Linked DNA regions of Mus musculus: all the other regions are linked to region 1. A link is a loop called in an ENCODE intact Hi-C map of the cell type or tissue named here. Cell type or tissue: left cerebral cortex. All regions are shown on one strand. Region 1 has its middle 46 kb from the start of Gm33059. Region 2 has its middle 82 kb from the start of Gm33286. Region 3 holds the start of Gm52726 (a long non-coding RNA gene). Region 4 overlaps Gm52726 (a long non-coding RNA gene). Region 5 has its middle 76 kb from the start of Gm33286. Region 6 has its middle 25 kb from the start of Gm33105. Region 7 overlaps Gm33059 (a long non-coding RNA gene).

The links. Peaks named below come from ENCODE experiments on the same cell type or tissue, not always from the same donor. Only the 100,000 strongest peaks of a DNase experiment are listed, where the experiment ranks them.
Region 2: a loop joins it to region 1, with 2.3 times the contacts of the local background. A loop is called at or near these places in 2 of 42 quality-filtered maps.
Region 3: a loop joins it to region 1, with 3.0 times the contacts of the local background. A loop is called at or near these places in 2 of 42 quality-filtered maps.
Region 4: it touches region 1 in a loop (2.7-fold over the local background); 2 of 42 quality-filtered maps call a loop at or near these places.
Region 5: a loop joins it to region 1, with 2.1 times the contacts of the local background. A loop is called at or near these places in 2 of 42 quality-filtered maps.
Region 6: a loop joins it to region 1, with 2.1 times the contacts of the local background. A loop is called at or near these places in 2 of 42 quality-filtered maps.
Region 7: it touches region 1 in a loop (8-fold over the local background); 2 of 42 quality-filtered maps call a loop at or near these places.

What each region holds. Positions count from the first base shown.
Region 1 is chr4:33,733,379-33,737,378 of GRCm38, forward strand. No RefSeq gene overlaps it. Among named protein-coding and RNA genes, the nearest start is that of Gm33059, 46 kb to the right of the region's middle. In left cerebral cortex, no CTCF peak of the experiment used is centred here; DNase peaks (open chromatin) are centred at 1,763, 2,205 and 2,871; H3K27ac peaks cover 1,779 bases.
Region 2 is chr4:34,224,005-34,228,004 of GRCm38, forward strand. No RefSeq gene overlaps it. Among named protein-coding and RNA genes, the nearest start is that of Gm33286, 82 kb to the right of the region's middle. In left cerebral cortex, no CTCF peak of the experiment used is centred here; DNase peaks (open chromatin) are centred at 2,257 and 2,965.
Region 3 is chr4:33,507,693-33,511,692 of GRCm38, forward strand. Gm52726 (a long non-coding RNA gene) reads left to right here and starts at 1,879. Exons shown (of 3, transcript XR_003955376.1): 1 at 1,879-3,273. In left cerebral cortex, a CTCF peak has its summit at 2,093 (motif pointing right); DNase peaks (open chromatin) are centred at 3,313 and 3,853.
Region 4 is chr4:33,518,847-33,522,846 of GRCm38, forward strand. It overlaps Gm52726 (a long non-coding RNA gene), which reads left to right. Exons shown (of 3, transcript XR_003955376.1): 3 at 576-2,375. Among named protein-coding and RNA genes, the nearest start is that of Gm52726, 11 kb to the left of the region's middle. In left cerebral cortex, no CTCF peak of the experiment used is centred here; a DNase peak (open chromatin) is centred at 2,317; H3K27ac peaks cover 1,535 bases.
Region 5 is chr4:34,229,495-34,233,494 of GRCm38, forward strand. No RefSeq gene overlaps it. Among named protein-coding and RNA genes, the nearest start is that of Gm33286, 76 kb to the right of the region's middle. In left cerebral cortex, a CTCF peak has its summit at 1,984 (motif pointing left); DNase peaks (open chromatin) are centred at 1,423 and 1,992.
Region 6 is chr4:33,877,206-33,881,205 of GRCm38, forward strand. No RefSeq gene overlaps it. Among named protein-coding and RNA genes, the nearest start is that of Gm33105, 25 kb to the right of the region's middle. In left cerebral cortex, no CTCF peak of the experiment used is centred here; DNase peaks (open chromatin) are centred at 2,391, 2,933 and 3,180; H3K27ac peaks cover 783 bases.
Region 7 is chr4:33,793,891-33,797,890 of GRCm38, forward strand. The region is part of intron 3 of Gm33059 (a long non-coding RNA gene); the gene reads left to right. Among named protein-coding and RNA genes, the nearest start is that of Gm33008, 3.1 kb to the right of the region's middle. In left cerebral cortex, no CTCF peak of the experiment used is centred here; a DNase peak (open chromatin) is centred at 1,777; H3K4me3 peaks cover 152 bases.

The DNA of each region.
Region 1 (4,000 bases):
CTACACAGAGAAACCCTGTCTCATAAAAAAAAAAAAAAAAAAAAAAAAAAAAAGGAATTTAGCAATCACCTGATATTTCTATGGAAACAAGAATTGTGATACTCAAAGTATACAAAGTTATAATGTCTCTGAGAAAGCAGGTATTTGGGGCTATTCCCACTTGGGTGTTCATGTCCTCTAACATTCATTAGTCTGATGAGCTGGAGGAATCTGTAAGCCCCATTTGTTGCTTCTAAACACAGGATCTCTGGTTTTTCTTCTGACTCCTAAAATCATTATCCAACTGCCCACTGCACATCTCCATCTGGATAGCCCACAGGACTTGATTCAACATGTCCACAGTCAAACTCATTCTCTTCATTTTTCAAGCCTTCTTATTAATCTTCTGTGTTAGTGAGTGGCACCATCGTGACAAAGTAAACCAAAGCCCCCGGGCTAATTCTATGAACCTTCTTCTCAGGCTTATTCATCAGTCACAAAACCCAGTCCTTCGGGGCCTTTCAATTTTGTTACTATTTTCTTTGATCCCTTTCCCACTGCCTTGGCTTACTACATTTGACCTCTCACCTGGCCTATTCTAGCAGTTTTCTGATTGGTTCTCCTATCTCACTATACTAGGATTGATTGCAAGTGAAAGAACACTCAAGCAGACACATGTAACATAGAAATTTAAGATGCTCAGTCTGGGATGGGCATGGCACATCCTCTGACTGTCTCCTTTTCTGGCAGGCCCTCTCAATGAATAGGTTAATGATAGCTTAGTTCTAGGCTTATAGAAAATTTTTATTTTCAGCTGAAAGAGAGTCTATTCTTTAGCTGCTTCAAAAATCTCAAGGTAGGCTCTGTTTGTCTATTTACCATACCCTCTGCCTAAGTGAGTCAGGTCAAGGTGTTCTGATGTAGACTTTGTCAGCTGGGAAGGGTTTATTAACAGAATGGAGAAAGTGGATTTGGAAATCCAATTCCATGAAATATTTCTAACACAAGCTCTGCCCATGGACCTGAATGGTCTGTATATTGAACCATGCCATCCTCAGGTAAACCTTCTCTTTTTCTAACACCTTAATGTCTAAATAACATAGGTAGCTCTCTGAACAGTGTCTGCTTCTCCCCTTCCTTTGTTTCCACACTGAACTCCAAGGCTCATCTCAGAGCATCCACGAGCTAGCCCTGTCTTGATTGGCTTTCTTTTCTTTCTGGAGGGTCAACTTCTTAAGGCCAGGGACAGACACTTTGTGTTCTTAAATACACAGTTGGTACAAAGGAATATTTGTTGAATGACTGAATCAAAAAAAAAACACAATAAAAGTTAAATGTTTATTAAAGACATGGTAGAGAGGACAGATCCAGGCTGGTGATATTCAGAAATTTAAACTACATGGACAAAGAGTCAGAGGCGAACAGTCACTTTGCATGCGGCATATGACTATTATAGTAGTATTCACAGGCTACTCTGTTAATTCCTTAAGTGAAGATGATTTTAAGGGATAAATCTGACACCATTCTAACTGTTCTTTCTCTTCATGTAGCTGTGGTGGCCTGAGAACATTTCCAGGGCTGAGCTTCCATATGTTACTAACCAAGTCTGGGCAGTGAGTGGTCACTGGGAAACTGCGAGCATGGATCGCTCTGCTTCCTGAATCTAAAATGCCCCCGAGTGTGAGGTTGAGACGGAAGCAACCACTAAGCACGCAGGCTAATGGCCAAGGTCATTTTCCCAGGGAGGCTGCAGTGCAGCTGTGTCCAGTGCCCTGGGCAGGACTTGAAAGAGTGCTGGTGCCTCCCTATCGCCAGTGTCTGGGAGTAGGAGCCCCTCCTCCACGCTATGGGTCTGCTTTGAACAAGGTCCAAAGACAGCTCCCCTTGAAGAGTGAATGCTAAACAATTCCACCTTTTCCTCTAGGGGATTATTCAAAGGACATTTTTCGTTAGGACTTTTCTAAGAATTTAAGAATGGCTAAATTTGCTTTCGATCGGCTTGACGGAAGCTGTAGATAACGGGGGTTGAGGTTGGATCACTCTATCAGTTTTTGTCCTGAATTGACTGTCTCTAGAGTTCAAATCCTCCTGGAAAATGCCAAGCCTCAGTTTCACTGTGCTGAGCTAAGAATGGAACTCGGGTTTCTTAATTCCTCAGCCAGAACTCCATCTATTAGAACACTGTGCCTCTCAATTGTGTCTTAAATTAGGCATACAAATGAATTCACTCACACTCTCTCTGCCTACCAAGTTCCTGCGAGGAACTTCTCAGCACTTGGTGACACAGTTGGGAAGACTTTCCTCAGCCTCCCTGGTTAAACTCTTCACAGGCTTGGGTCAGAGAAGCTCAGATGGGAAAGCTGAGCCTCTGTGAATCTCACAAACTCTGCAGTTACCACCACATCCCCTCTCCCAGTCACCAGTCAGCCTGCAACAAAGGAAGTGCACCAGGGGCCTTGCTTAATCTGTTATCCCTGTGCAAGCTGCAGAGATTTATACAGGGAGGAAAGAAACTTGGATGAAGCCATGCATGGAGGCTCGGGGCTTGCCATACCCTTCCTGAGTGAGGCTTTAATGATTGCAGCAAATTCCCTGCACTGTTCTGACCTGGCTGCCTAAGGGAGCTTAGAGCAAAGTGCCTTCAGTTTATGATGAGTCTACCTTTGTTTGTTTGTTTGTTTGTTTGTTTGTTTATGCATTCCATTTTGGCCATTTGAAGCTTGCTGGAGAATTGGGGGGGGGGGGCACACCACACAACAAATCCAAAAGGAGAATATAAATATATCATTTGGAATCTTGCATAATATCAGCCAATGGCAACAGCAGGTTTTTGACAGGCCTGCGAACTTCCCCAAAACAACATCCTGCCAGCCTGGCTGTGATTCAGGCATGAGTCAATGCTGTGAGATGGGGTTGCTGCCAGCCGCTTCCCCAGCCGAAAAATGGCCTCTCCTCCAGGCCCTGGTAGTCTATTAACATTTAGAATCTTGCCTGGATGGGCTTGTGATTAACAGCACGCTCGTCCCCCTAAGGTAACAAATAATCTGGGGGACTCTTCTTTCATCATCGGGATAGTATTGGGACAAAGAAAGAAAAATGTCTCCTCACAACACAGCTTTGATGGGAAGGGAGCAGTAGTAGTTTGCACAGCTGATACTGTTATTAGAGAGTGGAGACAAGATTCCCCCACCCCCTGGAGTCTTGTTATAATGAGGCCCAAGTACACTATCACCTTTTTGCAATCCAAGCAAGTAATGGAGCCCGCTGAACTGGGAGGGGATGTCATCTGGGTCATTAGAGTCCAAAATGCTGTGGAAATAATTCCCCACCGTTATTAGAAGGCGACCAGCTAGAGAGACTTTTCTAGAGACCTCCACTTTAAAAAGGGGCGTTTTTCTGTACACACGAAGCAACAACCGCAAACCTTCTGCTCATACCCAGTCTTCCACCTTATTGGACTTTCAATGATATTTTTGATCCTTTGAGCCAAGATACCCCAGTCTATCACTATTGTATTCTGTGGACTGACTCAAAGAACAGCTACAAGACTTAAATCTTTCTCCAATAACTGTGCAGTCGGTCAGGAGTGAGACATAAAGAGGAGAAAAAAAAAAACCCAAAACAAAAAACAAAACAAAAAAACCCCCAAGAGTTCCTTCTTTCTCATTCCTTTGCTCCAGGGCCAGGAGTGATCTATGCAGCCAGCAAAAGGGACCAGCTCTGAGCGCTGCTGCCATTTAACCCTTTGATTAGCTAATCAATTGTGCTACTCCAAAAGCACATGGGAACTCATCCCTTCAGAATAGAAAATAGAGAACAACTTCATATAGCCTCAGTTTGAGAATGCAGGTGCTTCCAAAGTCGGTCCAACCTTTCGACTTTGTGACACCATGTGGTCATCTACAGAGCTCATGCCCAAGAGAGTTACCACACAATGTTTTGTGATTTTTGTCTTGGGCAGCATTCACAGGGCTGCAGATTAGATGCACTCAGCTGCTGGTATTACTCTGTAGCCTTTGTT
Region 2 (4,000 bases), 490 kb after region 1:
CCTTGTTACCTATTTTGATGGCCCCTGAGATCCCATATACCCTGTCTAAACATCACAAGCTGTTGCCATTCTTCTTGGTTACCCTCCAGGACTCTATTGCTCCATTGCTAAAGATACCATATACTTGGACCATAGAAGACAGAGAAATTAGGGTGATATTGACCTGGGAGCTTCATCCCTACTAGCTAGATTTCATAGTATCTAAAGGTTCTATTGCAATATCATGGAAGGAAACTATTCAATAATCTGTAAACCCTGCAAACTACCATAATGATTGGCCCAGACGAGATGTGCAAGAGTAAGACAAATGTTATGGGAGTAAGTAACTACTTTCTGATTTACAGTCCTTGGAATTTGTGGTTGAACACATAAATGGAAAGTTTTAAAACATATTAGAAATAAGAAACTAAACAGTGACTGGCCAAATTTACAAGGGTCCCTTTGAAATAATAATAATAATAATAATAATAATAATAATAATAATAATAATAAAAAGCACAGTAACTAAATGGTTTGGTTTGGTTTGGTTTGGTTTGGTTTGGTTTGGTTTGGTTTGGTTTGGTTTGGTTTGGTTTGGTTTCTTAAGACTTGAGATACCGATGTGTTTCTTCAAGAACTAAGTGTGTTTATTCTGATTGGTGTCTATTTGTGGTTTCCCAGATCACCCAACCTACAAATCAATGCATGCTTCCCAGGAGAAACCCATGCCAACAGCGCTCTTCCTGTCTCCACCTCTTAGACCTTCCTGCAGATGTCAGCTCTCAGGCGCCTCACTGGCACCTCTCTCTTTGGAAGCTCCTGCCTTTTTCTTGGACTTCCTCATGTGGTTTCTCCACCCCCTCAACTTAGCCGTCATTTTGTCTGAGTCCAGTGGCCATGGTCACGGGCAGTGTTAGCCTGCCTCTCTTTTTCCATTACTCCTAGAGTATCTCATGCCCCTACTGTGAAGTGTGCTACTTTGTTACTGTGCTTCTTACCACTGGCTGGATGAGGTTTGTTTGTTTGTTTGTTTGTTTGTTTGGTTGGTTGGTTGGTTGGTTGGTTGGTTGGCTTTTGTTTTGTTTTGTTTTGTTTTGTTTTGTTTTGTTTTGTTTTGATTTGATTTGTTTTAATGGACATGCTTGTGCCTTACTTTTAAAGGTACTTAATTCTGGAAGCTTCTGGGGCTTTAGAAGTTCCCTGGGTGGCTTTGATTTGCAGCCAACCATGAGAAACACGGCTTTCAAAGCATTCGGTTCTACATCTAATCCTTGTTTTTACAAATATACTTAATATTTTGAGTCCAGATTGCATTGTGTCTTTTCTGTTTCTGTACCCACTATACAACTTGCCTACCTGTTATAGAATACTCACAGACAGCTTGAGTGATTGCTTGGCAGATTTCAAATGATGTTGGATAACACTCCTTCAGACAGAAAGGCAGAAAGCTGAAGTTTGTTCCTGACTCTACAGCTAGTGAGCCAGCCCTCCCTGTATTTCTGCTTCCTTGTTTTTAAAATGAAGGTGATAAGGTTACCAAGGGTCTGGGATCTTAAATAAAAGGCTAGATTAGAAGCTTGGGTATTATTTTCAATATTTCAGTAAGCCACCGCAAATTCTACATTGCATACCAGTTTTCATCTTATCACTTTATTTCCTATTATTAGTGGTTGGCAGTCGGTAGAACCAAAAGGAAATCTCAGTAGTGAAAGAGGTTAAGACATTTCAATAAGATTCTATGGCTCTCCTTGCTCTGCGTTTATGGTTCAGCTGTTTTAGGAAAGATCATAGTAAAGAATTTGGAGTTTGGCTAATCTGAGTTCAAATACTATCTTCACAACCTGCTAACTGGTACACTGAGCAAGGCACACTCATTCCTTCACATGGGAGTATTAATGATGTTCATTGCATAGATTTGTAATAAGGATGAATACATTGTATGTGGGAATCCTTTACCAGCCATGCTGCAGTTGTTAAGTCAGTGAGTAACAAGGAACGTGATGGAGAGAGAAACAACACTGAGAACTAGTCCAAGATGCAAGAAATGTTCCTCTCAGGATTTAGGCAACCTGCAGACTGGGGACAGTTCACAGCCGGCTCATGTTTGGGGAATAGCCTTTCAGCTTCAGAACACACTGCGTCTTCTGCTGTCTGTCAGTGTGGTGCAGCCTGCCACAGAGTGTGGCTCTCTGTGGGGGAGCACAGATGCTCCCCAAGGCCTGCTTTCTCCGTGTTTCTGTGCATCTGGATCATCCAGAAGCCTTTGCTAACATAGATGCCAATTCCCAGGGCCAGCTGCCAGATATTCTGGCTGAGTAGTTCAGGAAACCACATTTCTGCATTTTTAACAAGTCCACAAAAACTCTCTGCTCTAAGGGAATTAATCTAGAAGAAAAACCCAAAGCCCAATAGACAGGCAGATGGTGAGGTGATGGGGACATTTACAGTGACTGTTGGGGTCATTGTGTTGAGAAAGGCATGTTTATGTGTGAGCGTGTGTGTGTGTGTGTGTGTGTGTGTGTGTGTGTGTGTGTGTGTGTGTGTAAGATAAAGACAGACAGAGTCAGACAGAGTCAGACAGAGACAGAGACAAATGAGACAGTTCAACAAGAATCAGATAGCAGGCAATACATACGAGGAGGTCAGGAATGCTTGCTGGCTATGCATGTGGCCCGACTGTGGAGATGAGTCATGGAATGAGTATGCCTGTCCTTAGAGGAAGTCAGTGTTCCCTTCCTAGGTAGGAGATGACCAAAGCCCCTTTTCTTTGCAGGAGCCTAGGGATGGAGATAATCACACAAACAGCTTGTATCCCCATCTGGACAACCCAGAGATGAGAACTCAGCCACCATGAGGGCCCAGCTTGGAGTTCCTTGCAGGCTGCCAGTGCTTCTGCACTAATATTTTTCTTCCATTTCTTCATTACTGTCAACCCAAGTAGAGTCACTCGCCCATTACTGTAATGTTCAGGATACTGAGGGTGCTGTCGATAATTGTGGCAGTGGCACTGTTCCCAAACCTACCACATGGCATCTGGACCACAACCTAAAGAAGAGAAATTTCATCCAGTTGGAGGCAGCTATTTTCAAAAACCTTGCTCCGGAGTCCTTTCCCTTGTTTTGTCCGTTCTTGCCAAACTGCTGCTGATTCAAACTCTCCTCTGACAATGGCATGCCACCATCGTGAGCAAGACAAATACTTGATGCTTTGGCTGATTCTGCTTTGTCTGGCATAGACCTCATTTGCCCTCCTAAAACATTTTGTTGCAATTACTGTGAATGTGGGTAATGCTAAGAAAGAATAGCGCTTCCCCCCTAGATACTACACATTAGAGTTCTATATTCCTCATATCCACTTCTCTGAGCCACACTTGGGAAGGAAATGTCCCCGAATTGAAATAGAAAAGGAGTATTATGACTTCTTAACCTATTCTCATACTGAGTCCTTATCTGAAATTGAATCCAACTTAAGAATCTTAACTATCAACAAAGAAACTCAGGGATAAGTGTTACTAATTCTCCATCCAAAGTCCCATTTCCATTTGCAGCTACATTGGAATAAAGCCATTATCAGTTTATGTCCAGACGGACAGTGCTCTGCATTACATAAAAGTGTGGCTCACATGGCAAGGATGGCATCTTCTCAAATCCTGCTTCCTCTCTGGCTTTCACATGAAACCCCTATTTTGCCCATCTCTGACTTGTTCATTTGCCCAGGAGGCAGAGTTGCTAATCGGCTGCCTATTGCCTGAGTAAGGTGACCCCACTGGAAAGTAATGGACTGCTGTAAACGCCATGTCTTAACCGTGTGCAGCTGAGGATCGGCTGGCTGGCTGCCAGGGGCTGTTCTGGTACTCCTTCCCACTTCCTCTTCTTCTTCTTCCAAACTCAGGTATGGACCAAGACAATCAGGACCTCCGCCATTAGCAAGAAGTATTTTTGCTCCCCTGTGTCCTTAAACCTAATACAATGTTCCAATTCAATAAGCAAAGGCACCTTGAAAGAGGAAGAAAGGGTGATAA
Region 3 (4,000 bases), 230 kb before region 1:
TCCATACTGTTGATGTACTGCTTTTGGAAGCAGGTCACTTTCCTGTTCAAGACATTCTGAAAGGCCCTGTGCTCCCCTTAGTTTGGTAGCAACATGACCTGCCTCCCGTTCAACCTACTTGTCACTCTAGTTTCTGTGCTATATCCCACTAGCTAAACAAGCTCTCCCTTTAGGACTTTGAACTTTGTGCATCTGGAATATTCTTCCCACAGTATGAGAAGTCTCTACATCTCCACTGCTCCCGCAGTGGCTGTGCTACCTGGAGTTCCGTGGCCGCCTTACGGTTCCTTTCTAGTGTATGTTAGCTGTTTGCCTGTCGTTTAAGTCTTCTCTCTAGAATACAACTTCTGTGTGAAGTATTTCTTCAGTGGCTATATTTCCAGCACCTAAACTATATAGGCACAACATATGGGCGTGATTATTTTTAGAATCTCAGAGTAAAATCTGGCTTATACACTGTGCAGGGTTTTGAATGTCTATTCAAGAAGAGTATAAGCCAAACTTTTCTTTGTGAGAATTATCTGATAATCTGAGCATTGAAGTTGGGAGTCTATTGTATTTAGTGGATGCAGGTCAAAGCTTAGAACACAGAAACTGTATAAATAGGGAATGGACGTGGTGGACATTTAGAATGTTAAACCTCCAGGTTCCACTATCAGAGGGTTAGAGTCTAGGTGGGACAGCAGTGGCACCATTAGCAGAAATGAGGCAAGAGGAGAAGCCAGCCACATGAGGCTGGATAAAAAGGTTTTCTGAGTCCAGTGAGTTGGCTAGAGAGAGAGATGGGGGTTATGCTCCGGATGGTAAGGGAGCAAGGAGAGCAGGATTCAGATGCAGTCAGTAACAGGTGTCAAGTGAAAAGGCCTGAGGGCCCAGCATGATTAGCTAATGGGAGAAAGAAATAACCAGCTGAGTAACGCAGCCAGAAAAAGAGCAAGAAAGTTAAGTCAAAAGAGAGAGATGCAGACCAAGAAAAGCAAAACGTGAAGAAAGGCACATGATGGGGTTAGAAGTTACAGCAGATAGCCTAAATAATCCATCCCACCATGGTAAGCCTACGTGAGCATGCTGACTGAGGTCAAAGACATCTGCCCAACCTTTCCTTCAGGAAACTAGTCATTTATCACCAGGGATGACAAGGTGTCTACAGTCTCAACCTACAGGACTGGCCCCTTCCAGCCCTGGAACATCCTGGGCTTCTGAGCAGCAACAGCCTGTACTCCCTGTAGATGAAAGTATGAAAACCAAACTCACAAGGCCCTTCTCCGGAGCTGGCCTGGCCAACCAGAGAGCTGACAGCAGCCCCTTCCGCCTGGGCGGCTTGTAAGCACATGGCTCTGATACAGACGAGCCAAAGAGGGTGTCTAAGAGGCTGTGGAGGGCCCAGGAGTGGGGCTGGGCATACGATGGCCAGGTTTGGAGGCTTTCTTTTCAGTCCTGGGTAGCAGCGTGCTCTGCACATTAGAGCCTCGTCACTGATGGAAAGAACTGATGTGAAATGTCCATTGAATTAGAAGTCCACTTGAGGCATCCGAGAAATGTCAGCAAGAAATCGCAAGGAAGTTATGAAAAGGAGAAAAGATGATTCTTTAAATATAGTTTCAACTGTTGACATTTCTGAAAGATTGCAAAAAAATAGTTATAAATTCTTATTCCAACATGCAAAGTTTCTCACCGTTAGTGACTGCTAAATATTGTAAGAGACTCTGAGGATTGAGGGCAGCCTCTCTAGCATTAAGCTATATTAAGAATGCAAACCGGGTGTGGTGGCGCATGCCTTTAATCCCAGCAGAGGCAGGCAGATTTCTGAGTTCGAGGCCAGCCTGGTCTACAGAGTGAGTTCCAGGACAACCAAGGCTACACAGAGAAACCCTGTCTTGAAAAACAAAAATAAACAAACAAACAAACAAAAAAGCAGGCTCAGGTTTTCAGACATTCTGGAAAGGTTTTTTCCCAAAGCATCTAATAATGCCCCCTCCTCCACACACTCTGACAGACAGAAGACAGTAATTTTGTTGTTATTGGTGGTGGTGTTTTAATTTAGCTTTTTGTATGTGGTTGTTTTGCCTGCATGCTTGTGTGTGTACCAGGAAGTGCCTCTGGAAGCCAGAGGAGGGCACCAGGTACCCTAGAACTGGCGTCACCGATGGGTAAGAACTCATTTGGGCACTGGGGATTGAACCCAGATTCTCTGGACGAGGAGCCAGTGCTCTTAAACACTGAACTATTTCTCTAGACTCAAGAGAATAATATAAACCACAGAATAAGACTAATGAACTTTATCCAGGTCTTGGAGGAGGGTTTTTAAAGTTTGTTTTTGCTATTTTTTATATGTAAGAATGGACCCCATATGCATGTTTGAATGCCTATCATCAGGGAGTAGAACTCTCTGATAGGATGAGAAGGATGAGGGGATGTGGCCTTGCTAGAGGATGGGCTGGAGGTTTGGAAAGCATACGTCCACTGACCCAGTGGTTTTCTTTCTCCTGGCCTGTGGACCAGGATGTAGCTCTCACCTACTTACTGTTCCAGCACTGTGTGTGCCAGCGTGCTCCCCACGGTGGTGCTTTGAGAAGAGGTGAGATGTAGCTTGGGGGGGGGTGTCTCCCTGTAGGGAGGAAGTTTTGGGGTGGGAGATTACTTTCTGACCCCTTATGGCCGGCTTGGATCTTCCAAGAGGAAAAAAAAAAAAAGTCTGCTGTTCATATGGAGCCTTGATACAATTGTCCCATTTTACATATGAACCTACTGAGAAATAAGTGACTTTCTCACATAACTTGGTGATTTTCAGACTTATAGCTTGTTTGCCATTGGTCCTTCCTTAAATAGGGATGAGGATGGGGGAGGGCAGGTGGATTCCTTCAGTTGGGCAAATTGATCTTTGAGAAAGCCAGGCTATCTATCACCTTTAGACTCTTTAGAAACCTCGAGGGAGCTGATTGCTCTGGGTGCCTCTTACGGAGGGAATGCTGGCCTCTGTCCACTTTGTCACAGTTTCCAAGTGCATTTAGAGCGTGGCTCTCATTCCTGAGTGCTGAACTCAGACATCCCACTGACAGCTTGTCATCGTTGCTGGGGTGTCTAATAGTCACCTCAACCTCAATACGCCAAAGCTGAGCTCTCCGCCTTCCCCTGTGCTTCCTTCCCTGCCCACGGTCTTCTAGGTGTAGTTAATAGCATTCACGTGTTTCGCTTTCGTGGAGCCTGAGCAGCCCAGGATTTCTAGAAGGCTGGTGCAGCCCACACCCCTGAGGTGCACAAGTTTATCTGGAGGTGAGGCAAAGACCACAACCAATGTTGATGTATTCAAGTTTTGTAACCCGTAGGCACATGCCTATGTAGAAAAGTTGGATTTTGATTGCCAAAGAAGGCAAAACATCTCAAAATGAAGTTGAGCTATCTTTGGGCAGGATGCAAACCGCCCATGCGCATCTCACATCTGAAGCGACGTGTGATTTCTTCCAGTCTTTCAACTCAAAAAAGATGAACAGATTTATCTGACACGTCCTAAAAATAAATAAATAAATAAATAAATAAAATCCACTTGAGCTGGAAACTAAGTATAGAAGTGGGGTGGGGATATATATATATATATATATACACACATATATATCATATAAAATATGTAACATATATATGTATAAAACAGGGCAGTATATATGTTTCAGCTATGAGCATCTTCTGCTGGGAGTGGGGTGGGGGTGGTGTGGGAAAAGAACCAAAGTTCCCAGCAACAAGAGTTGGAAATGTGTGTGGAAGGTGATTAGAGATCTTCCTCAGAGTTAAGAGCCATGGTTGGAAGTCCAAGCTCCTTTTTAAGAAATCTGCAATTTCCAGAACAAAGCCAGATGCTGGGACACGGCTGCCCCTGATTTGGGAGTGTGAGTACACATGGATACAGGCTGGCAGCTGGCCTCCTCGAAGCCTTGCCACGCCTGACCAGTGAGGGAGGTGTCCCTGAAGCCTGTCACACAGGCACAACTCGTATCTGGGGATATCA
Region 4 (4,000 bases), 210 kb before region 1:
ACAGGCCTGTGCAAGGAAGACGATAAGTTCCCTCTTCCTAGCTTGTGTCAAGTTGACAATAAACACTAACCTGGAACACTTTTCCTTAAAATCAACGAGGAAAGCAATCCTCTTTCTTCTTTCTCTCTAGGTCCTATTCTCCAGCAAGCCTCTAACTCAGTCTCTGCTCCCCTCTCTCACTGCGGGACAAAGGAAACCCGGGTATGATGAGAAAGATTTCAAAAGGCAGAGGGTGCACTAGAGACTTGGACTCTGACAGCCTTCTAGAACCTATCCAGCTAGCTGGCACCCACAGAGGCTAGGGCTAGGAAGCTGCTTGTGGCCTCTTGCTGAACACTCCCCACACACTGTCCATGCCTCTGGTCCTCATCCTTCATGAAGAAGTAAGCCACAAGCTGGTCCTTCAGATAGCTCCTGACCCCAGCTGAAAGGCTGGGGATTTGAAGTCTGGAGTGGCTGTGCATAGCTCAGGGATAAAGCACTTGCCTGGTACCTGTGAGTCCTGGCTTTGATCCCTATCGTGGCCAACAAAAATCCATAAATAAATAAAAGAGTTCTCTGTGTTCTCTCCTCAGGTTGCTGTGTCTCCAACCCCACCGTCTTTCATAACAACTGAAGGGCACCAGGCAAGAATGAAGTGTTGAGCCTCATCATAGCTCTGGCAGTAAGAACATGCCACCCGGCTCTGGGTTTGCAGTGTTCCCACAGAGGTCTAGCCACGAGAAAGAGGAAAAAGCTTCTACAATAGTCAGCATGTGCCCAGAGCAACGGTTGGCAAAATTACAGTTATGAAATAGCAGCAGAAATAATTTTATGGTTGGGGGTCACCACAATATGAGGGACTGTGTTAAAGGGTTGCAGCAATTGGAAGGTTGAGAACCAGTGATCTAGAGAAAGGAAGGATGCTGAGTGGAAGCCCTTTGCCTTCCTTCCAGCAATGCTGTGGCACAGGTTTACTCAAGACAAACAAACCAAACCAACCAAACAAACTGATTGTGAGGTTGGCTGGCAAAGGGGGCAGGGGCACAGAAGAACTCAAATCTTCTCCCCTAGTAAGTATGAGGGTGGAATGTCCCTCAGGCCCTGGCGTGGGGAGCGCTGCTCACAGAGTGGTTAAGCAGAAAGTAGTTAGTTTTAGAACCAATCCGTTGTGCAGTTGTAAGGTGCTCCCCCCCCACACACACACCCGCCACGCTTCTTTGCAGGTTGCATGCATCTTTTTGGAGAAAACTATGTTCTGCCTAGGGCTTTGGAGCTTGTCACGTCAAAGTCATTGGTTAAGTAAATTGGCTGTGCCATTGTGTGATGGTTCCTTAGGAGCCAGTTTCATGATGCTAGAGTAGATTCTGGAAGCTTTTCCTGAAAAGCAACATAAGCTCTCGGTATGGGAGGAACTCATGCGCAGGCCTTTGCTGAGAAAAGGTAGTAAGTAGGTGAGGGTAGGAGTCGCACAGGCAGGCAGATTCTGAGCTTCAACTGTGGGCCCTTAGCCCATCTGCAGCGCAGGAGGGTGCCACTCTGATAGCCTGTGGCACTTAGTGGGTACAAATCCCAAAGCTCAGAGCAGAAGTTCAATTTGTCCGGATCACCTGGCCTTGGCCCTGCTGCAGGGCCACCTGGTCTCTCCTTGTGGACCAGATTGGCAAAGGACAGAGATCTGGAGAAGAGGAAATCTCAGCACACATGCGCAGCACAGCTTCCTAGACTTTGCTCTGCCCCCTTTGCTTCAGGCTTACGGACTAGGTAACAAACGAACAGACAGCTTTCACTCTGGAAAACACATCAAGAGAAGTCGGCTCTTAGGATGCTTGCTGTGCCCCTCATTGCTTGCAAACCTTCTCAGTCCAAAGCTGGACCAACTGTAAACCAGGAACAACCATAAGGAATGCTCCTTGGGTGTGCCATTAATCTGCATCTCGTCTAGACTTCCTAATTCCCCTGAGAGGAGAGGGGATCTTATCAGCATCTTCTTTCTGACAAGCAATAAGTTCACACTTATCTAGGCTGATGGCTCTGCAGCTCCCTTCAGTGAGCTGGTGATTTCAGATGTCGTGAGAGGGAGTTCTCTGTGGAAGGATCACATTCGAAGTCCCAAATTAAAACTAGTTTGGTCTGATTGTCTTTGATTTTTATCCGGTGCATAAAATGGCTAGTTTCAGATGCAAAAACATAAAATAAATGGTCGTGCAGCTCTGAAGTCCCTTCTCCTTGGAGACACATCCCGTCAAGCTCTTTGCTGCTGCCGCCTGACGATTTCCATCTGCCACAGTGCTGATCTCTCTTTATTCTTTTCTATTTTCTGTCCTTCTGCTGCGCTTCCCCCAACTCTTACCAAAAAAAGAAAAGCATAGTGACTCTCCCTGTGTCTGTCTCCTCTGTCTGAGTCGTGCACAATTTTAGCATGGATGTCCCTTAACAGTAAGAATAGTTCCTTCACGAGATGACACTCGGAAATCTAGACACGCATATTTAAATGATAAGTTAGAAGCAAGAAAATGACGAAAGTTGTCATTTGTCTCTCCAGTAACAATTTCTTTGCAAATCCCAGCATTCAGACGTAGAATGTGAAGCCTAAGAGACTATCTCAGGCCTCTGGAGAGAGAATGCCTTCCACAAACAATCAAAGATCCTCCACCCTCCTCCACATCCTCCCCACTGCTGCCCCGTCCCTATCCTGTCATCATCTCGTCTTGAGACTACAGAAGAGACTAGTGGAAGACCTATGTTCCAGCATCCCTTGAGGGAGACAAGCAGGCTTCAGGCTCCAGTCAGGAGAGTGCAGGAGTGTGGATGGTTTGAGTGTATCCCAGGGATGGTTGGGGACACTGCAGAGGAGGAGGGTGACCGGGAGGAGACAATGAAAGCTAAGTGTAGCCACTAGTGACGTGTTGGAGGCATTCAAGGGGTTGGAGTCTCCAAGCCTTGGTACCCACTGTATGGAGTATGAGGAAAGGAGTCTGTAGAGTTGTTTTGTTCTGCCTTGTGGGCCCAAAGAGGGTGTGGGTGGTATGGATAAGGACTGGTCACAGGTGGATCTACAGTAATCGATGCCACTTGTTCCCACAAGAGTCTAGTTTTCCCCTTCTGGAAGCTGAGTGGAGTTACTGTGCTGTGTCTGATGAGCACAGTTCAACAGAAGGAACACAGCACGACCTTTCAGTATGTGCTCCCAGAAGATGACCTCGCCTTCTCTCCTGATCTTCTACACTGGTCTCTCCTGAGGCTCCTGCCTGAGTAGCTGAGGAACGCCATAGGTGGGTAACCTGTGGAGATCCCAAAGGGTAGCCTATGGGAGACTTCAAATGAGAGCAGAGAAGCTGGATCAATGTCAGGCCATGAAAACTATTAGGTGACTCTGCTGTGCTGGGCCACTATGTTTGGTGGCTTCTGATGCAGTAGTAGTGGGTGAGTGGGACACAGGGGAAGAGCCGGACCAGGTGGAAAGCACATAGCACACACAAAGAGCTCCCACAATGAAGGGAGCCAGAAGAGATTTGCCAAGGCAGGCTTATGGCAATGCGTATTAGACCTTGTGACAGCAAACAGGAAAGGCCATTCCAAGAGCAGGACACCAGGTGACAATGTTGCCAGGTTTGTTGTCTATATTGTTCAGGGAAGGTTCTGCATTGCCACGATCCTGGCTTCTGGGCTGCGGCTGGGCTTGGCCAATGGGAGACACTGGCAGTTAATGAGGTGGTAGAGATTCAGGCAGTTATGACCTTCACCTCGTTCCTTGGTCTTGTTTTCTGGTGTATCTTCACTTTCCTCGGTCTCTCATGTCACAGCTGCTGCCATGGGCTTTTTGAGCTCACTGAGAAACTAACTATGAAAGTCTGATGCCCTGCTCACCCACCCCAGACTTCAGACTCAAGCATGGATATGTAAAGTGCTCTCTCTCTCTCTCTCTCTCTCTCTCTCTTTCTCTCTCTCTAAGACCTTTCATCTGGGGATGGGCTGACCCCTGTGGCAGAAAGGAGAGAACAAGGAAACAGCCCAGGGA
Region 5 (4,000 bases), 500 kb after region 1:
CCAGAGTGCTGGGATTAAAGGCGTGCGCCACCACGCCCGGCTATACATCACTCTTAACTGTCCTTCTTCCATCAGAAACCCACATCTGAGCTAGTCTGGCTAGATGGAGATTGTTGTTCTCTGTATAGCTTGCTATGGAAACTTTAGATTCTTATCTTGTGGGCCATAATTACTTGAATACAGGGTTAGGGAAGAACTGTGGACAGTAAAGGATTCCTGAACTTGATCAGCCAAAAATTAATTCAGAATTAAGCTCAAAATGAATCCGGCATATTTCACGCAGCATTTGCCCATGCTGTGTTTATTTCTTGGCTTCGTTATCACCTTGATTGTGAACCCCTAACCTGCACACTTGGTACTGCACATTGTATCACACCATGCCAACACACATCCCTGAAGTACCTTGACTCACATGCAGAGTTGTTGTATGTTATAAATGCCAGCATTTTATTGTGCATATACAATGTTCTGCTCCTTGTAGAGACATATGGTTTAATAGCGGAAAACAAAGATTTAATAATTTGTATTATCCTTCCTCAGAGTGTAAGTATCAAATCAGTATATCTTGGATTGGATTGCTTGAATGTTTGATCTTTCTAAATTGCTATGCGAGTTTGCTGACTTAAGTTTTACATACCCCGCCCAAAATAAAACCTCCAAATTAATTTTAGCTTGGGATTAGGACAGAATTTCCAACAATTTTTCGAAGTGGCTCAAAATATAGCTTCTGTCATTCTGTAATGCATATTTATATGGAACAGCAATCTTGGCATTAATTATTGTAGAACAAAACACAAATCAACTGAAAAATGTTGAAGCAGCTCTGTGTTTTACACTTGGAAATGTTCAGCCAAGATCTAATTCTTTGTGTAAAAATCGAAGCAATGAGGACATCCGTCTCATTGTGTGCAAATTCGCTTTAGTCTCCAAAATAAAATTTATGTAAATAAAAATTGTTTTAAAATAAATTTGATTTATTATCAGTAAATGTCTGATCTATACACCTGTTTAGTGGCATCTAAAAATTTCTTGAGCAAAAAGGACTGCTAGGAAAGAAAGAAAGAAAGAGAGAGAGAGAGAGATCGAGAGAGAGAGAGAGAGAGGAAGGAAGGAAGGAAGGAAGGAAGGAAGGAAGGAAGGAAGGAAGAAAGAAAGATTAAGAAGCCTTGAGTTAAATGATCCTGCCTTTTTTCTGGACATAATATTTCAGAGAGTAAGTTCACATACTGCATATGTTGGAGAGGAGTGTTTGGTTCTTTGGTTTTAGGGGTGTGTGGCTAGCTGGGACTGGAGAGACTGCTTATTCAGTAAAGTGCTTGCCAAGCAGTCATGAGGATTTGAGTTTGAGCACCACAAGTCATATTTAAAGGCCAGGCTTGGTAATGCATCTCCGAAATCCCAGGGCTAGACAAGCAGAGACAGGCAGATCCTTGGAGCTTGCTGGCCGCCAGCCTACCCTACTGAGTGAGCTGCAGCCCAATGAGAAACCCTGTCTGAGAAGACAAGGTGAACCTGGCCTCCACAGGCATGCACCCTACAAACACATGAAAACACTCACATGCGTTCATATATGTATATATGCAGGTACACAAAAGACCAGGTTATTGTATTGTCTCCTCTAAGGTATATGCTCATAGAAAAGTATTGTCTCTTCTAAGGAATATTCCCATAGTTGATTGAAATAAGGAAGGACAGTGCACATAATGATCGTTTTAGCATTAAAAAATGGTTCTAGTTTATCAGTCATCCCCTTCTTCACACCTGCTCGTGTCCTAGCTTTTCTGTCACCTCAACAACAAAGGACATCTTGGCTTTTCTATAAAATGTACTCCCACACCATCCACCTACTGATTTTGCTCATGTGGCTTGCTTTGTTTTCCTGCCTAGTAGACCCTACCACCATAACCAAGGACTTCAGCCAGCTCTGCCTGCACTAATCCCTTCCTCCAGCTGGGTGGAGAGCTTGGGTGTGAGTATTGTGGTTCCCATGTGCCACCTGCTGGTCTCCTGTGTCACTACCTCCGAAGTGCCGCCATAGTGCCATGTTGTGCCTGAAGAGAGGGAAGGAGGAGCCCTTCACAGGAAAACACAAATAGACCCCAGAGTCTTGTTTGGAGGTTGGTCAACTCGTTCTCACTGTGACTTGATAGTAGAAATGGAGAAAGAAGTCCCCCAAACATGTAACCCATGTTTAAAAATTCTTAATCCTCAAGGCATCTCTAATCACGCATCCCCCTAATCCGCAAGACGATGCTCAAAAAAGAGAAAGCAAGAACAAATTCTGTATTCCTATCACAGTTGAGGTTTGTGTCGGATGAACAAGTAAGTAAGGATTGAGAGTCTGAATTTCAGAGCCTATGTCAGTCTCTCAAATGAACTAGAGAAGATGGAGGAGGGAGGAAAGCTGAGAAAGACACAATACACCAGAATTATTACTTAATATAAATTTAATTATCCCTATTTAAAATGTTGAGCTTTTTTTTTCTGTCATTTAAACTAGCCTGTCTAGAATTTTTATGGAGCAATAAACTAAACTAGAAAACTCATTGATTATACATTTATTAAGAATCAGATGAAATCTCTAAGATATAAGGAAGCTATCTAGCCATAACAAAATCAAGCCAATGGCAGCAACTCGGCTCATAGCCATGACCCAGTGAGGTTACTCAGAGATCTCCTGAGTCTGACTGCTGATCTCTACCCTAACCAGGCTCCCCAGCTAACCGTCAGCATCAATGACTGCACGGATGCTTGTGTTTCCTCCTGGGGAGTCTTCATCGTGAGCATCCCTAACCTCATTTCTGAATTTCTAGATGTGTGTTTATGTCTTGTTTTAAGAAGTATTTATTTCACACTGTGATATATTTCAAGCATTGTTTGATGTAAAATACCTTCTCTCCATGTCAAAGAGAAATAAATAAGTATGTTTCATTCCTTACCCAAAAGCCAAAGGAACTACTCAGGAATGCCATCTTCCCCAGCATCCTCCCACCTGGACCCACACCAAATTCCCCCTGCTGAGACACAGGTCTCAGTGAGGTATGAAATCACAGCCCCCTTCTCCATACTCAGTTTTAAAATTCTAAATAAGATATAACTATGTAAGCTTTTCTTTTCTTAGCACTATACTTCTGGGTTATTCCAAGGGCATTGGTAATTGGAAATTGGTATTCCCACAGCATCTTAGTTTCTCTGTATTTAAAGTGGGGACGCACATCAGTATGTTGAGAGAATTACATAACTGCAGTGTGGTAAACACTAATGATGGATTACCGCTTTTGAGATGTGATATTTTATCCCCATGTCATTGACAAGGGCAAATGTACTGCACTGAGCTAAAGCACTTAACATCCGTCCTTTCAGCATAAGTAAACACTACGTGCCAACCAATAAGCACGGAGTAGGAACTCAGGGTTAAATAGGCATACAGTCCCTACCTTTACCATTCCATAGGCTGATCAGGACCAGAAAGATAAGCTGTAAAATTCTGAAACTACTCAGCTGGTTTCTTTTCTTAAAAAGCAGTGTATCATGGCAATGGAAACAGCTTTCTCCTCACAACTATGATGCAATGAGCTCTGCCCAAATCGTGCAATTCTAACCTTAGTGTGAAGGAAGCATACAGCCAATCAAGTGGGATCGCCTAGAAGAGAGTGGAAAGTCTTTAGTGTAGGTGGTCATGGGTGCTCAAGATAAAAGCTATTTCAGGGGCAGTCTTAAGCTAAGGAAGAAAGGGAACCACAGAATTCTGCTGTTCAAAAGAGGTCTTTAAGAAGACATGTCCTACATAGGTGTGACGGGTACACCTTTATTTAATCCCAGCACCAGGGAGGTAAGAGTATGCAAGTCTCTGTGAATTCAATGCCAGCTTGGTCTATATATCGAGTTCCAAGCCACCCAGTCATACAAAGTAAGATCCAACCTCAAAAGTGTGTGTGTGTGTGTGTGTGTGTGTGTGTGTGTGTGAGAGAGAGAGAGAGAGAGAGAGAGAGAGAGAGAG
Region 6 (4,000 bases), 140 kb after region 1:
ATTCTGTAAAATTTGTTCTCTTTTTCCACCTTTACTGGGGTTCTGAAAATTGAATACAGGATTTTGGAGATTGAACGCAGGTCTCCAGGATTAAGTGTCTCTATTCACTGAGCCCATCTCACAAGCTTGGGTCCTGGATATTTTTCATCCATTGTGCTAGTTATGACTTATTGGATAAATTATACCACCAATATACCACCATTATTACTATAGGAAAGTATGTGCTAATCAAGTCATTTAATGTTTTTTTAGTGTATTGTATACTCTTATTCCTCATTTAAAATTACTGTTCTATTATGAATTATACTTTCTATAGCTCCATAGATATGCTTACTTTGTCTTCACTCTAAAAAATTTCTTCATGTATCTTCTTTTTATTAGTATTTATATTCCTTTTACACTTGTGAGTATTTGTCTGTTTGTATGTCCATGTACCACATGTGTGTCTTGTGCTTACAGAGGCCAGAAGTGTATGCTAGGTACATTGGAACTGTAATTATGGATGGCTGGAAGCTGTTGGTTCAGTTCTGAGAAACAAATCTGGACCTTCTGCAGGAGCAGGAAGTACTCTAAACTTTTGAGGTATGCCTCTGGTGCAGCTTCATGTAGCTTCTATAAAGTAAGATTAGTGGGCACAAATTCCTATAGTTTGCTTTTATTACAAGAAGTTTTCCCTTTCCTTTCAATTATGACATATAGCTTTGTTGGTGGTATATAGAGTAGTCTGGATTGGCAGTTATTGTTCACAACTGGAAATATAACATTCCAAGCCCTCTTGGATTTATATAGGTTTTGAAAAAATATGTTTTTATTCAAATGGTCTTGCCTTAGTATGTGAAATTGTGTTTTTTCCTCTTGCAGTTTTCTATATAATTCCCTATGTTTATATGTTAAATGTTTTAACTATCATATGATAAAAGGTGTATCTGTGGGTCTTGTCTGTTCAGTGTTCTAAATGTCTCCTGTATCTGCCTAGATTTGTTAACTGTTCCATTATTTTATTGAAAGGGTTTCTATGCTTTTAACATGAAATTATTTTTCTACTATGCCTATTATTTATTGATTTGGTATTTTCGCAGTGCCCTATAGACCTCAAATGTTCTGTTCATACTTTATCTTTGACATCATCTTAAGATTCCAACTCCTCTCTCTTGTCTTCAAGCTATCTTACTCTACCATTCCTTTGATCCATTCTACTGGTGATTCTTTCCACTGAGATTTTTATTTAGCTTCTTAGAACTTTCATTTCCAATATTTCAGTTGGGTTTGTTTTTTTTTTCAAATTTTGTATCTTTATTGAATTTCACTTTTATATCCTATATTGACTTCCTTATTTTATATAGCTGTTTGGTTTTGCTTGGAATTTGGTTAGTAATTTTTTTTGTGTCCTCCTTGATTTCTTTGAACATATTTACACTCATCAGGTTTTGGGGATTTTTTTTTGGTTGGAAGTTTATCTGATTTACTTTCTCTAGGGCCATTAGTAAGGCATTTGTCATGCTTACAGGATTCATACTGCCTTGGATTTTCACATTTCCTGTGGTTTTCCACATCAAGGATTAGACCATTTGTTGGATTTTTAAAAATTAACTTTGTTCTTTTGGAGGGAATATTTGCAATGCTCAAGAGGAACTAAATCATATTAATTTGATCTATCTTTCTCTCTCTCTCTCTCTCTCTCTCTCTCTCTCTCTCTCTCTCTCTCTCTCTCCCTCTCTGTCTGTCTCCTTTTATATGGTTTTAGAGGAGAGAAGATTAAGTTGTCAGTACTCCCCTGAAGGTAGACTAATGTTTGCAAAACAATCAGGGTCACAGGTGAGACCAGCCTATCATTTTAGGGAGCAAAGGAACAGTGATAGAAAGGAGTGCACAAGACAATCATTACTGTAGGTGAAGTGGGAAGAGGCTGGGGAGAGCAGAGATTAGTATTGCGTTGGCAAAGAAAGATGAGAGGAGAGAAATATAAACAGCTGAGGAAGCAGGAGAGACAAGGGGGATGATTTGGCTATTTGAGCTAAGGGTATAATGAAGATAGAGTTTAAAAAAAAATGCAATCAGATAACCAAAAATAGCTGCAGCTCTCCAGGGGCTAGGAGACAGAGACTCACTAACCAGGTCAATCTATGTTCTTTGAGAAAGCCTACCAAAAGGAAAATGGGAAAATAAAGAATAAAGGAAAAAGAAGGAAAGAAAGAGAAAACAGAGAGAACAAAGAACAGAACCAGGCAAAACTGGTCTGTTTAACTGGCATTGGGCATTAAATATCAGGAAGGGGAAAGTATGAAGACTGAAAGTAGTTTCATCTTCTTGCTGGTTCTACCTGGTCTAATTTAGGATTTGAGTCTGTGTTCCTATGAAAAGTCTGGCTCCAGTCAGGTTTCTACCCTGCATAATGCACACTTAGTTGTAACTCCCTTTCCATTAGTCAGTCTAGAGGAACTATGTTACTGTATTTTAAGGTACCATTTCATGTCACTGGCTTGAGGTGTCTCAAGAAAATGGTTTCAGGGAGTAGCAGTTGAAGAAGTTATCTAGAGTGACAAGCCGCTGACTCAGCAGAGTGGTGGGTTTTTTTGTTTGTTTGTTTGTTTGTTTTGGTTTTGTTTTTTTTTATCTTTGAATTGTTTGTGCACAAGGTACCTGATTTGCCCATCAGAACCAATAGGAATATATAAACCAGTTACAGCCAGCTTTTATCTTCAGAGTAGGAACTCATAATCTAATTGTGACACTCAAAACACCTGCGTCAGTAGGAATAATCAAGGATATGATTCTTCAAGAAGCAATTCCAAAATCTTAGTGACATGCTATAATAAAGTTATTTTCACTGCGGCACTAAATATCCATATGCACAGGCTAGGGGCTTTGCTCCAAATCTCTTCCTCTCAGGAGCCAGATATAGAAAATCATGATTGTATAAAACGTTGTCAACTGCCATGCCAGAGGAGTAAGAGCTCTGCAAAGTCTAACACCCACAACTGAATGCTGAGTCAAGAAATAACATGTGTTAGTTCTGTTCATAACTCAGTCTCTAAAAGTAATCTGTCCTTCCATCTTTTGTGCCCTGGTACCTCCTTTGCAGAATTATTCCTGTACTGTGGGGTCATTATTAGGCAAAGTGGGAATTACTTGAATATAAGTGCTGTGGCATTACAGGAGTGGGTCTGATAGCTGGGGTAGCTACTGCACAGTTGATGGGCAGCTAGCACATTCAGCATAGATACACTGGATAAAAGATGATGCATGTCTACGGTAGGACAGAATAGACCCAGATGGTGTGAAATGTCATCATAGTATTCAGAATGATGCACTTTTTAGAACTTAAAAATTATTTATTTCTGAAACTTTCCATTTAGATTGTGGTTGACAAGAAGTAACCAAAACTGGAGAAAATAAAACTGTAACCATGTGATGAATACTGCATGTATTTCTTCTCAGTTGCAAAAGCTGCTGTCACAGCTATGCTAAAAACTGCCAGCTTCCTACCCATTCTTCCCAAGTTTTTCTAATAAACTATCCAGTGCTCTGTGTGTGTCCTGCAGGTGTACCTGTTCTGGCAGAATGGACTGTTCCATTTAAAGATAATGGGCTCACAAGTATGTCCTTTGGGGCACCTTCACACCTCTATATCATGGAAAGCACCTCTTAGTTCACTTTAGAGGGAGAAAGAACACAGATTAGGTACTATGAAGGAATAATGGACTCTTGCTTTCCCATGGAAACAGAGATGTCCAGGAGGGATGCAGGGCAAGGGCAAGTAATAAGGCCTTATCAGAAAAAAAGAAGCCTCATTTTCCATGCTCAGATTTTATTTGTACAGTCCTCATGTTGATCTTCTTTGGGGTGTCAAAATGTAGCACAGGGGTGCCTCAACTCATCTATGTTCCTTAAGCAATATGTCTACTAAAAATTCAGTATTCTTACATGTAAAGTCCACTATTGTATAGTAAGAACTCTAAGAGAATGTTAAATCAATATGAATAGCAAGAAAACATCAAGA
Region 7 (4,000 bases), 61 kb after region 1:
TCCTTCCTTCCTTCCTTCCTTCCTTCCTTCCTTCCTTCCTCTCCTTCCTGATTCTTTCATAACAGAAGGGAGATGGAAGTCAAAGGAAGGAAAGAGACTGAAATTTAGTATCCTGATACTGAATCTGAATACTCCTAAATTTGAATAGTACCTTGGGATTATTCTTCATAGAGAAGAACCTAACACCCAACACCTTCTCCTTTCTGCAGGTGGTACTTCTCCGTCTGAGTGTCTTGGCTTTTCCTCTAGGTCCAATAGGGAGGACTCACAGGCATGTTCCTGGACTACAGAGCTCTGACTTTACATGTCAAGGCTTATATCAGTATCCATGTCTATGTGGGAAGATGGGCTTGCCAGGAAGTATAGCTTAGCGTTCCTGCAAGTGAGAGGAGGTACCAAACCGACTTCAAGCCATACTTCTGCTAGAGTGGTTTGCTGAGAACACTCATCAGCCAGTCTCATCTCTAGTAACCACAGCAGACTTCAAACTCTGTCATTCGGGTGTATGGGGAGTCAGTCAGTCTTCCACACCTGAACTGCATAATTTCATCAGTGCCTGGTGGACAGGCTTTCCTCTGTGTAGCTATTCCTCCTCCGTCTCTCTCGCCAGCAGACCTCCCCATTGTGGTTCCTTCTTGCTGTGACAAAGTCAGGGATTAAAGCTGCCCCCCAGTCCTATTCCAGGAGCAAAGCCTCCCAGAAATGGTGCTCGCCTCCTTGTTGAACGGTGAGAAAGACAAAAGGCAGTTCCAGAGCAAGCATGTTAAAGAACCCTGATTCCAGAGTTGGACCCTTGGACACTCCCTTGACACCCTGGTTCCATAGTTTCTCCCTTGTATGTTACCCAGTTGCTTCTTAGCTTTTATTTCCTGTGTGACTTATTTACTTCATTTATCACTGGGAAAGGGCACGTTTTTGTATTCTCTGAATGTATCCTAAGTACTATGGGAATAGATAACCAGCAAGCATTGACTAGACTCAGCTCTCAACCTTCTGCTATTCAACTCTATGGATTTAAATTACTTTCTAGCTGACGTAAGGAAGCATTCTTTATATCCATCTAGAGAAGTGGCCCATCCTCCCCAAGTGACAGTGTAACCTGGCACTTCTTGTTTACTTTTGGTTTGCTTGACAAACCTCAAGCACTTCTTTTGCTTTTGCAAGTGGTCATGGCCTTGCGTTTATAATGAAAATGAAACACACGTGTTACAACATGAGTCAAAAAGTCAGAGCTGAACATGTTTCTTTGCTTGGCAACATTTTCCTTCACTGCACACACAAGCATATATTTTAAAAATTCACATGATACTGCCATCTGACTCATCAAATATTAATAAAAATAGAAAATTATCTTTTTTCTCAAGAAATATCTTCTTTCTACCACAATTGTAAGGAAGACCATTTGATTATTTCTAAGCTTTCCACACCACTCACGATGTCCCTGCAGAGAGACTTCAGTGTCACCAGCATGGACGATTACTGTCACATGTTACTGTGAGCAAAGGTAAGCAGGTATCTTAAGCTAGATAGTATATCTATTTCCAATGTGATTTACTTTTGCTTGAATCCTTGAGTTGTTGAACTGAAGTTGATAGCAATGTTTCACTGTGGCTGAGGCTTAATGAAGAGAGCGATATGAGGAAAACTATAATTCCTGGCCTTGGGACCTGTATGGAAAATGTGTTAGTCATCTCAGGCTCACTCACAGAAGCCAAATTTGTTATGCTTGTTTCAAATGCATTTTAATTCTGGTTTCTGAGTTGGCCCCAGTGTGGGAGGTTTACGTGTGACCGGAAAGGATGACTAACTGCCTGCTATCAAAATGGCCATCTGTAGTAGAAAACTCAAGGATTTAAGCAAAGAAAGCTGGAAATAGACTACTAGAGAGATGAGTTGTGGGGCTTGTTCTGAGGTCTGCTTACCTTTGCTTGGCAGTAACCTCATGGACAAGGTAAGCAAGGACAGGAGCAGGTTTTCTTCCTACTGTCACGCACTTGTCCTTGGGACCCCATTATGTTGCCTTCTGTCTTCTAAGTCCAAGGCTCCCAGAGGTGGTGTGTCTTTCAGTTGCACTGGGTGCATCTCATCTTCCTGATGGGAACTGCATCACTTTTATAATGGGAATTGAGAAGAGGCACTGCATATTGTACTAGACCATCCCCATACCCAACCTTGGGGGAAATTCCAGCATTCTCAGTGGGAAGGATTGCAACTAAAGGAAATGGGGTCATCTTTTACAATCTTTCAAAAAGATATGGAGCCGCCTCCCTCAACTCCGAAATCCCCTTCAACCTTGAGAAAAAGGGCAGTGGGCAGCCTGGAGCAGAGATGGGAGAGTTGTGGAGAAGCATGCTAGCAATGGGAGGGTTTCCGGAGGCAGCATGCCACTCATCTTGATCACCAATGAAAACAAGTCTGTAGAAGGGAATGTAGAGTCTCTAGGGGGCATGGATTTAAGTACCACTGTAATGGTTAAGCCCCAAGGGGGACTAGCTCTTTTCTTGGGAGATCTAGTACCTACAATTGGAGAAGGCAATGCTATTTCAAGACAGTGAACACTATCATTTTCAGGGACAAAATTCTTATTTAAGAATAGTTAAAACAAACAAACAAACAAACTAGCTGAAATCTATAACTAACTTAGTATCAGAGTATTGAATGTGTCCTTCCAAAAAGATATGTTGAAGCTCTAACCCCAACTCTCCAGGATATGACTGTATTTTGGAACTAATGTCTTTCCAGTGTGATCATTAAGGCAGGCCTTGATCTAGTAGGACTGGTGTACTGTTAAAAGGAGAAATTTGAACACAGGTATGAAAAGTCTCCATGAGCTGAAAGTAGAGATTGAAAGAATGCATCTAGCCAGCCAAGAATTGGCAGAGCTCTCCCCCAAACCACTGGAAGCTTGAAGTGAACCCTAGACTAGGTTCTCTCTGCTTCTTTAATCAACCCCGGGTGGCACCATTACCTCAGACCACAGCCTTCAGAGCAAAGAGACAATGTAGTCTTTTGTAACTATTGCAGAAGTCCCAGACATTAACACAGGTGGTAAAATAAACCAGAGAAATAATTCAACACTGAATGAAGTGTTCCTGGTGAGTTTTCTGTTGTGTGGAATTGTGCACTTGAGGGATGGGTGAGGAAGACCATATCTGAAGTCTTTCTCGAGATCATAATCACGGTGATTGCTTGTCCTAACACAGGACACTGAAAAGGAGCTGGCGAGTACAGGCATCATCAAGTGTGACCACAATATGCAGGACTTCTACCACGCAAGACTCAACTCTGGTTGTGTGCCTCCTATAGGTTTTGTTTGTTTGTTTGTTTGTTTTTCGAGACAGGGTTTCTCTGTGAAGCCCTGGCTGTCCTGTCCTGGAACTCGCTCTGCAGACCAGGCTGGCCTCAAACTCAGAAATCTGCCTGACTCTGCCTCCTGAGTGCTGGGATTAAAGGCGTGCGCCACAACGCCCAGCTCTCCTCCCATAGTTTACCCCCTTCCTTGCCATGCAGCTTGTGTCTTTCTAGAGGTTACACCTGCTTTACAGGTGGCTCGATTTTCTTAGCTGGCTTCCTAGGTCAGAGCAATTTAGGAAAAAGAGAGAAATTAGTGTAATTTTCAGTCTCAAGCTAAGTCTTGATATTATTGCTGCAACCTTAGCCATCAGTTTCCCTGAGGTATGAAAATGTTCACCATCAGGCGAGCGCCACAATTGCCTCCTCAGCCTCATTATCTTTATTTCTTTCGGTTGAGAGTTTCGCTTCTGGTGAGCGGCAGATCATACAGATGGATGACAAATACGGCGCGGCTTGCTCTTAGTGGATCAGTTTTAAGGTAATCTGTTTTCATCACATCGAGAGGTCGGCCAGTCAGTTAACATGAAGAAAATATTAAGGGCAATGTTCTTTCATTTAGGTAAGGCAGGAGATAACTCACGCGTTATTTTTTTTCCTACTTAAACACTAAAGGGAAGCTGTGAATGAAGGTTTGCTGAAGAAGAAA